2 separate regions of the Homo sapiens genome follow, and region 2 is linked to region 1. A link is a loop called in an ENCODE intact Hi-C map of the cell type or tissue named here. Cell type or tissue: Caco-2. All regions are shown on one strand.

Region 1 (5,000 bases):
ACAACTTCTCAAAATATTCTTTGTGTGCCAAATATTAATAATATATATAGATTTTCAAAGAAAACCAATTATGCTGAAATATTCAAAAGTCATAAGGTTAAAATAGCAAATATATGAAATACTAATGCACGTGTTTTATACTAACTCATTAAGTAACGAGATCTAATGACAGGTCTATCAGAATTTCAAAGTAATGGTGAGTGTAAACAATACTTTTTGATATCTGCAATAATTATAATGTGATTTTTTAAATCTATAATTTCTACTGTTGACAACATTACTAATAATACTACTATGGTTAGTTGTCCATATTCATAATTGAAGAAAATCCTAAATATTAAATAGCAGTTTATAGAAATAAAAATGCAAGATTTTGCCCATCTAACTTCATGTACCCCTGGCCTTCTCAATAGTGGACCAAGGGAACTAACTTGTGGGTGTAATAGTCACATGCTTTCCAGAAGGTGTCAGACTTGCATTTTGGAAAATTGAAATCTACTTCCTTCTCTAATCCCCCCAAACCAACAAGTCTCCTGACTCACTTTCAAGATAGGTAATCCAGCAGCTGGAATCATTCAAAATTAGATGAAATATGCTTATTTCAAAGACAGACTAAGCACTTCAACAAAACAAATTCTACAAGGGCTAAGAAAGTGCTGTTTAAATGAAGAAGTTTTATAGCAAAGAACCGTCTAAAGAAACAGAATTGTTTTCCGGTCTTTTCAGTATGAAGAAAGGATTTATGTTGTCAGCAAGGATAGACATTGTGAAGTTTCTGAAAATACATCACAGAAAACTTATGGCTGAAGATAGATAATTTATATCCTCGTAGGAGTCCATACAGAGGAGGATTATAGAACAGAAGAGATACTGAAAATCCAGGCTATAGGCAGAGGCTTCTGGATACAAAGCAGGGATTAGGCTATGGCTCTTCCTTTCATCTGAGAATTCTTCACACTCTTCCGGAAAACAAAAGAATTTATTGGAAATCCAGTGCACGGAGTGAAAGATGCTTCCTAAAGAAGTCACTGTTCTTTTATGAACTACATGGGCTTCTAACATATCTAAGGCATATATTATGAATTATTTAGTGGATTTTCTTACATGAATGGGTAATCTACAAATGGGTAGATTCTGATTATGCATGTTGAATTTTGGGGAACTACTTCCCTTTCCCCCTGATTTTTGTATTACAATTTCTGACTGATCTTCATTTGAAAATGAGCCCTGTAATGGTCTGCACTGTTGTTCCAATGATCTGCTGACTCTAGAAAGGACTAATGTCAACTAATGTCAAGCTTGGCCAAGTGACTTGATTTGTTAATGAAATCTAAGCAGCAAGTGACGTGTCAGGCCCAAGCAGAAGTTTTAATAGTCACTGAGTATCTCTGCCATCTCTTTTTCTTTTTCCTCTGCCTTAGGAATGATATATCCCAGATCAAACTGCTTCTTAAGCTCGTGTTATGGAAGAAAAAGACATATGCAACATAATGGCAGCTCACTGCAGCTGAAGTAATATAAGTAAGGAAAAAGCCTTTATTGCTTTAGGCTACTGATGTTTGGAGGTTGGTTGTTTCACAACAAAGCATAGCAAAAACTGATTAATATAGACTCTAACTCTTTAATTTTCCATTTTCTCCCTCCCTTTCCTGGTTCAAGTAGTTATTTTATTATTTTTTTGTTTGAGAAGGAGTCTCCCTCTGTTGCCCAGGCTAGAATGCAGTGGCTCGATCTCTGCTCACTGCAACCTCAGCCTCCTGGATTCAAGAGCTTCTCCAGCCTCAGCCTCCTGAGTAGCTGGGATTACAGGCATGAGACACCAAGCCCGGCTAATTTTTGTATTTTTAGTACAGACAGGATTTCACCATGTTGGCCATGCTGGTCTTGAACTCCTGATCTCAAGTGATCTGCTTCCCTCGGCCTCCCAAAGTGCTGGAATTACAGGCATGAGTCACCGTGCCTGGCCTCAAGTAATCTTGATCTATAAACAAAACAAAAAGACAAATTTATTATGAGTGGCTCTATTTAACAACCACTTCTAAAATAAATAAGAAGGCAAAATCTTATCTTTCTCCTTCTTCAATCTTTCTGTTTCTTTGAAGTTTTATTTGCTTGCTTTTTTCCCCCCAGTCACTAAATCCCATCTGTTAGTGTGTGATTGGCTGTGGAAACTTTCTGGGTTCTTGTCAAAGAGAACATAACTATTTTATTTGGGGACAAGTTGCTGGCTCCTAGAAAAACCTTCTAGATCTCTTAAACTGGGCAGTCACAGTCTTGCTCTTTTTTCTATCATCTATATCTATAAGTCTATCTAAAGATAGACTTTTTTTATAAAGAGACAAAATTTCACTGACTGTATGTTCTAAATTTCAAGGCAGTCCCTATTTCAAATATCTCATCTTATTGACTCAATGGTAAGCACAAGCACCCAATTTTTTCTTCTAAGAATGCTTTAAGAAAATGTATGATTTGGCCAGGCACGGTGGCTCATGTCTGTAATCTCAGACCTTTGGGAGGCCAAGGTGGGCGGATCACTCGAGGTCAGGAGTTCGAGACCAGCCTGGCCAACAGGTGAAACTCTGTCTCTACTAAAAATACAAAAAAATTAGCCAGGCGTGGTTGGGGTGTGGGAGGCTGAAGTCACAGCTGCTCAGGAAGCTGAGGCAGGATAATCGCTTGAACCCGGGAGGCGGAGGTTGCAGTGAACCGAGACCACGCCACTGCACTCCAGCCTGGGTGACAGAGCGAGATTCCGTATCAGAAAAAAAAGAAGAAGAAGAAGGAGAAGGAGAAGGAGAAATGATTCTACTTATATAAAGTTAAAAAATATGCCAAATGAAATTATACTGTTAAGTAAGCACAGTGTTTATCTTTTGAGGAAGGACTAGAGTGGTAATTGGGAAAGGGCATGAGGGGGCTTTGAGCAGTGGTAGTGTTTTATTTCTTATCCTGCACGGATGGACAGATGAGTGTTCACTTTATAGTAATTTGTTTATATTTTTCATTTATGATAATTCATATATATATATAATAGTGTATTTTTCTGCATGATATATGACACTTCAGAATAAAAAATTTTAAAATTATAGTAATTATAGCCAATAGTCTACTGAAAACACATGAAATTAAATGCTTGAGAATTAACAAACTCTAACTTAGATGCCGATTTTGTTGTGTAACAGAGAAAAACACAATCTCACCCATCCTGGCTTTCTTGAGCTAGGAATCAAGCGTAGTTCAATTTAGCACTCTTTTTTCTATATTGAGTGTTCTTGGTTTCTTACAGTTTATGTTTTTTTTTCTTCTACAGCTTATCTGCAGGAAAAACACATTAGTTATGTAATTATATAATAGGTAACTATATATTGCAGTGGATAATTATATGTTGTATAATTAGGTAATTATATATACTATATAATGAACTACACATGTAATAAGTACAGGTGGCCTTCCACATCTGCGGATTCACCCAAGCGTGAATCAAAAATATTTGAAAAAATTGCATCTGTCCTGAACACGACAGACTTTTTCCTTGTCATTATTTTCTAAACAATACAGCATAACAAGTATTTACATAGTATTTACATTGTATTAGGTATTATAAGTAATCTAGAGATGATTTAAACTGTACAAGAGAATGTGTGTAGGTTGTATGCAAATACTATGCCATTTTATATCAGAGACTTGAGCATCCTTGGATATGGGTATCCACAGAAAGTCCTGGAACCAATTTCCTGGGGATACTGAGGAAATTCTACTATTAAATACAGAGTACTGGAGATTTTAAACCTTATCTCTGCCCTGCTGTTATCAGCTAGCAGAGGAGAAACAGTCTAACATATATAACACTCCAATCTAGAAGAGAAAACAATTGAATTCATTAGTTTATTAATAAACTAATTATGTGTTAATGTAATACATGTAATAAATTCTGTATTAAGTACATTAATAAATGATCAATTTTAGAGGCAAAGCTAATGATGCCACACTAAGAGATGCAAAAAGTTTCAATTCTCCCCTTGCCTCTGGATGCTCCCACCATTGCTATCAGAAGTCATCCAATTCTGGGCAGAATCTGACTCTTCAGGGCTCACTTTGATCTTCAAATCTCTTCCATCTGTCTTTTCACACAAGCCTCTTTAAACATGGCTTCAGGCTGACTCCCAGAGCCCTCAGCAGAATGCAGTTCTTTCTATAACTACTAAAAAACTGAGAGCTGACTTTCAGAATTTTTCCTCAGTATGAAGTCAACCAGCTCTGAGCTTTTTGGACAGATCTGTCAGGCGGCTGGAATTCTATCTATGACACAGACAGCCGGGCCTCGGAGGCTCTGATGGTTAGAGGAAGGGAAGGAAATAAAGAGAATGGAGAGAACTGAATTCCCACCTCCCGAAGTTCGCTGAGGACCCATTTCCCAAACATTTTCCCCTACCAACCAACCAAAAAAAAAAAAAAAAAAAGTAGGTAAAGAACAGTCCAAGTTGTGATTTTAAATGAATTAAGCTGGGATCATGCAGCCCATTAGAAAGACTATCTTTCCCAGTCTTCTTTGTAGCTAGCTATGGTCATGTGACTAAATTCTGGCCAATGAGATGAGAGTGATTACATGAACCTACTCATCCCTCTCCCCTTTCTTCCTTCCTGTTGATTGGATGCAGTGGCAGACCAACTTGGACCAGCCTAGAGAAAACCCTGTGGATGGTAAAACAACAAGATAAAAGAGGTCTGGGTCCTTAATAACTTGATAGAGAAGAGCTGCCTTATCATCACTGACTTTGATATAAAAGAAAATTTCCATCCTGTATTTGTCCTTGTTATTTTCAATCTCGAAAACATGAAACCAAGCCTTTATTTCAACTGGTCGGAAGCTATCTAGCCCAGTGGTTTTCAAGAGAAGAGGGAGGTATAATTTTGTCCCCAGGGCATTTTTGGCAATCTCTGGAGACATTTCTGTTTGTCATACTTGGTGGGGTGGGGGTGGAGGTTGCTGCTGGCATCTA
Region 2 (5,000 bases), 90 kb after region 1:
CAGAAAAGGGGAGCAGAAAAACATGCAGTAGTTTTGTCTTATTGTGCCAATAACACTTAATTCTAGGTTTCAGAGGTCCTGGGAGAGCTTCAAGCTCTATTTGAGGAGCAATTTAAAGGATTATAAGTGGAAGGTTGATTCTTCCTTGATTTATTCACCACCACTTTCATTTGGTTACCCATACTGGACCACTAAGGACATGAAAAGGATCCTATATTCTGACCCTTCCAGTTTCTCCAAGCCCAGTCTCTCTGGGTCCTCATTGAGCAATGAGGGAGGACTTTGATGGCCATGCTACTGATACAACTGTTCAAGGAGCTTTCTTGCGTTCCTAGGATTTCTCACCTGCAGCTCATTAGGCAATGTTGTTGTTTGAAGCCAAAGATCAATATCTAAGCTACAACACCTAATCCTCACATGCCGGTTGCAAATGCCAGGAAGAGAAAAGGAGTGTGTGTGTGTGTGTGTGTGTGTGTGTGTGTGTGTGTGTGTGCGCGCGCGCGCACTCATGTACAGTATCTATGGGCTAGGATGCAAGTAGTTTTAGTTCAAGAGTAAGAAGCTAGGGAATCTAAAGAGCTCATAGACATTTTTTTCTTCAATGGCCCATTATGGAGCTGAATTTGGATTAAAAACTCTCTTCTACCCTTGAAAAGGGAACTTGTTAAATACTAAATCTTTTGTGCCCTCTCTCTCAAATTATTACATTGAAATCCTAATCTCCAATGTGATAGTATTAGGAGGTAAGCCTTTGGGAGGTAATTAGGCCATGTGGGTGGAGCTCTCATAAATGGGGTTTGTGCCTTTATAAAAGGGACTTCAGAGAATTCTCTGACCCTCTCCCCATGTGAGAATATTAGAAGATAGCAGTCTTCAGTCTGGAAGAAGGTCTTCACCAGAACCTGACCATGTCCGTGCCTTGATTTTGCACTTGCCAGCCTCCATAGCTGTGAGAAATAAATTTCTGTTGCTTATAAGCCACCTTGTCTATTATAATCTTCTATAGCAGCCTAAACTGGGTAAGACACAACCCAATTTTATTTTAGAAGTAAAACTGATAAAGTACTAATAAAATTAGAAGAAGGATGTAGAAAAGAATAGCTACACAGTTGAGAAGGAAGAAGTAAAATGACGGTTTGGTTTTCTTTAAATGAGTGCATCATCCTCCCATAAGGTTCAGCCTTCTTCCTCTCTCATGGAGGTCTCTGAACTTGATGGTCATGCACCCCTAGCAACAACAAATGCTTGAGAATATACCCCGATGTGGGTTTGTTTGTATGTTTATAAATCGTATTCATGTAGTACTGCCACACTAATTTGAATGTTAACATTTCAAAATATTTTGTGTGTGAATTGTATAATGTAAAAAGTAAAAAATTAGGAAAAAAATAAAGAGTTTCTGTACACACTCTGATAAATCTAGCACATTGCCTGTTCCTTGTACCCTTTCAATCAGGTTCACTAAAAGTAATTATATTTTAAAGTGCTTTATCACAAAAATTGTAAAAATATGCAAAATTAGACATGAAAGCATTATAAATCCCCATGCACTCATGACTCAGTTTTAATAATTATCTGTTTATGGCCAAATTTATTTCATCTCTATCTCCCCAAATCTCACTCTCCTAGGCTATTTTGAAGCAAATCTCAGATATAGAATAATTTTATTTTTAATACATCAAAATTACATTATAGTCCGCCTAATTAATATAAAAGAAAATCAGTGAAAGAAGAAATGCAAAGAAAAAAGGAAAGAAGGAAGGAAGAAAAGAAAGAAGCAAATAACCAATAAACCAACTAAAAAGGAAAGAAGAAATTATGAGGAAGGGAGTGAGAAACATGGTTTGCTATTATTTTATTCCTGTAAATGCCAATTCAAATGAAGTAGTAAAATTTTGATTTGGTGCAAGCTAATTTGCTTTATTTTGAAACTGATCCCAGTTAGTGCATATTTACCTTCAAAGAGTTAAGTTGTGCTGTAAACCCATTGATTCCAATTCCCAGGTGCTTCAAACACTTCTAGATGGAATTCAGACTCTGTGGGATCATCTGTTCCTACCCAGAGGGTGGTCATTATAGAACCAGAACCACCTTACTCTAGGTTTCCTTGTCACTAAAACAAACAAATAAAATAAAATCTGGCATTTTTCTGACCTATGGTTTTATTTCGTTTTGTTTTCACTGTAGCTAAAACACTTCAATAAAGATAGAAAAATGTAAAACTTCAGAAAGTTAAATACCAGCACATAGCAGTAATCACATTTCACTTACAGGAGGATAATCAGGTAACTTTCCTCCAACCTCAGATACAGACAATCATCTTCTAAGCTCACAAATACAGGACCCCATTCTTGTGGGCACTGGATGAAAAGACATGGGTTTATCTTGTGCCAAGGCCAAGGCTATTTTAATATTAACTGACCTTGGACTCTGCCGACCTCCAGAGGGAGCCCTGAGGCAGCCAAATCTAAGGCTCAGCAGCAAAAGGGCCCAAATTAGTCTGAACTGCCAACGCAATGTTTATGTAGTGAGGCAATATTTATGATAAACATGACCCAAATGTTGGTGTTCAATGGGTTAAAGATCAATTGTAGCAATTTCAGGATAGAGAGCAGCTTTGATAAGTAAGCAGTTTGGTGCTATGCCAGTGTAGTCTCTTGAATCCACGGACAGGAGCAAGTATTCAAGTGAAACTATCTCTACCATTATTTGTGTTTCCTATGTTTTTACAGATGGCAGTTATGGGAATCCAGCCAACAGTGCCACCTGGGAAACTCTATGAGCTAAACACTATAGTACATTGGGGTAATAACATGGCTCTGAATAGCCACGAAAGCCTACCTTTGTGGAGGCTTTACAATATACACCATACATAAGCCACTGTGAGATCCTGAAACTCAACATTCTCATCTATAATATATCTGATTGTGTATTAAGGAAGAGTAATCTGGAAACAAATCAACCACTGCTTGATATAAAGGAGCAGGGGATCTGTTTTTTAAAATCAACAGAAAATCTAAAATCTTGACACTAATTCATCAGCCTTCAACTATAATGATCATTTAATAATTCCTGTAGTACTTTGGGGATCATAATGAGGCTAATCCCAGCCACAGTTTTCATGTTTGCCTGCTGATAGGGGTCTTTAAACTTATTCTCTAAGAATGAGAGTGATAAATTCAATAATATTGCTTTTTATTTATATAGCACCTATCATTCCAAGCAGTCCAAAGGCCTTCAAATAATAGATATACTTGCAGACTAGACATCACAAATGCTTTTGAAACATGGCAGGTTATTAACTAAACAAGTAACTCACTTGTGGACTAATTTTAAATGCATGTGTCCTTGCTTTTTGAATATGGTAACTGAGAAAAGTAAACCCTCCTGTAAACCTAATACCATTTAGCTTGTTCAGCCACACACTGTGCTTTTTGAGGTATAAATTCTAGCAATAAAATATCAATTTTTTGAAGTATCGACCCCCAAAGTGCCAGCTGGTATGATTGATTATCTGTGATGCGCCATTTCACTCTACTCTTCCGGAAGTACAAAGACACAGGTTAAGCAGAGAAGATATGGCAGATAAGGAAAACCCCAGGAAAAGGAAACCAGTGGTATCCTTTTGTGGGGATCACAGAGACTTGATAAGGGAAGAAGTTTGGCCTTTATAGGATTCAAATTCATTTTTAATCAATTGTAAGTAAAAATGCCAAAGATGATTCACCTCTTTCTTGACCCAGCCAGACTTCTGCAATCTGATTTCTTGTTTTCATTTATGCAAAAAAAAGGAACAATATGCCCACTGTGAACTAATTTGGTGATGTTTCTGGAAAGTAAGTGGGGAAAGGGGGAAGCAAAGTAGTCCCCCATCCCACTGTAGCTGATATATCTGAGGTTATCTTATGTACTCCTGTAACGTGCTGCTTTCTGCCATGCTGGATGATTTCCAGTGGAAACTGGTAAATCAAACCAGAGACTCCTTCGAGAACAGCAATGGAACTTAACAGGCAGTGTAGGAACCCAGGATTCCCTTGACTCAGCTAATCCCTCACAAGGCCACTGCCTGGGACTGCCTCGTTGATGCACGAAAGAGGAACCAGTAGCATTCCTTTGTATCCTCCCTGTCCCCTTACGTTGTGGCACTTGAAATTACTGTTTAAGGAGGGTTTGGTTTCTTCGGCCCTCAAGAAAGATGTAATGAATGAAATAGTGGAACAAACCAGCTCCGTTTAAGCAGATAATGCTTGTTTATTTAGACTAGAGGACTTATAAAAATATATAGATTCCAGATTGCACCTTAGGCATCAGACTGTGCAGTTGGGGCTCGGGAATCTACATCTTTACAATATGGCCTAGGTAATTATGATTCTTAGCTAAGTTTGAAAACTGAGGGACTAGATTTTCAAATATACCCCTAAATCCTACCCAGATTTTAGTTTTAAATCTATTTCTTTCTCCTTAGGCTCTAGTCAGAGACAAAGTAGGATACTCCTCCCTTTCCCAGGCCTTTATATCCATAGAATGAGTGTTGAATAATTTATCCCATTGCTTAGCAAACATTTGTTTCATATGCTAAATGAAGACACAAACCCAGAAATGTTAAGTGGCTGGGTCAAGGTTGCACTGTATATGAATGAGAACACCATGGCAAGAAAGCTGGATGTCTTAGCCTCCATGGCCAGATGACCACCCTTTTTTTTTCTCTTTTTTTCCTGAGTAAGAAAAATGGAGGCATCTAGGGGGCTTCCTTGAAAAAATCAGACATAAATTAGGGTAAGTGTAGATGTTCATCTCCAAGCAACATTTCTCTCTGAGATGAACCTATAGATTAAAAAAGACTTGAGAAACATATCAACCAAATACAATGTGTGGACCTTTGGGTCCCAATTTGCAAAAAATGTAAAGATAAAAAAGTTTATGAGACAATCAGGAAAATAAGAACACTGTGTGGATGCTTAATTACATCAAATAATCATATTTAATTGTTATGTGCGTGA

What was found. A loop is a pair of places that touch in the nucleus more often than their neighbours do. Peaks named below come from ENCODE experiments on the same cell type or tissue, not always from the same donor. Only the 100,000 strongest peaks of a DNase experiment are listed, where the experiment ranks them.
Region 2: it touches region 1 in a loop (5-fold over the local background); 8 of 110 quality-filtered maps call a loop at or near these places.

What each region holds. Positions count from the first base shown.
Region 1 is chr5:36,393,826-36,398,825 of GRCh38, reverse strand. No RefSeq gene overlaps it. Among named protein-coding and RNA genes, the nearest start is that of RANBP3L, 94 kb to the right of the region's middle. In Caco-2, a CTCF peak has its summit at 472 (motif pointing right); DNase peaks (open chromatin) are centred at 1,925 and 2,523.
Region 2 is chr5:36,303,363-36,308,362 of GRCh38, reverse strand. The region is part of intron 1 of LOC124900962 (a long non-coding RNA gene); the gene reads right to left. Among named protein-coding and RNA genes, the nearest start is that of RANBP3L, 4.0 kb to the right of the region's middle. In Caco-2, a CTCF peak has its summit at 2,417 (motif pointing right); no DNase peak of the experiment used is centred here.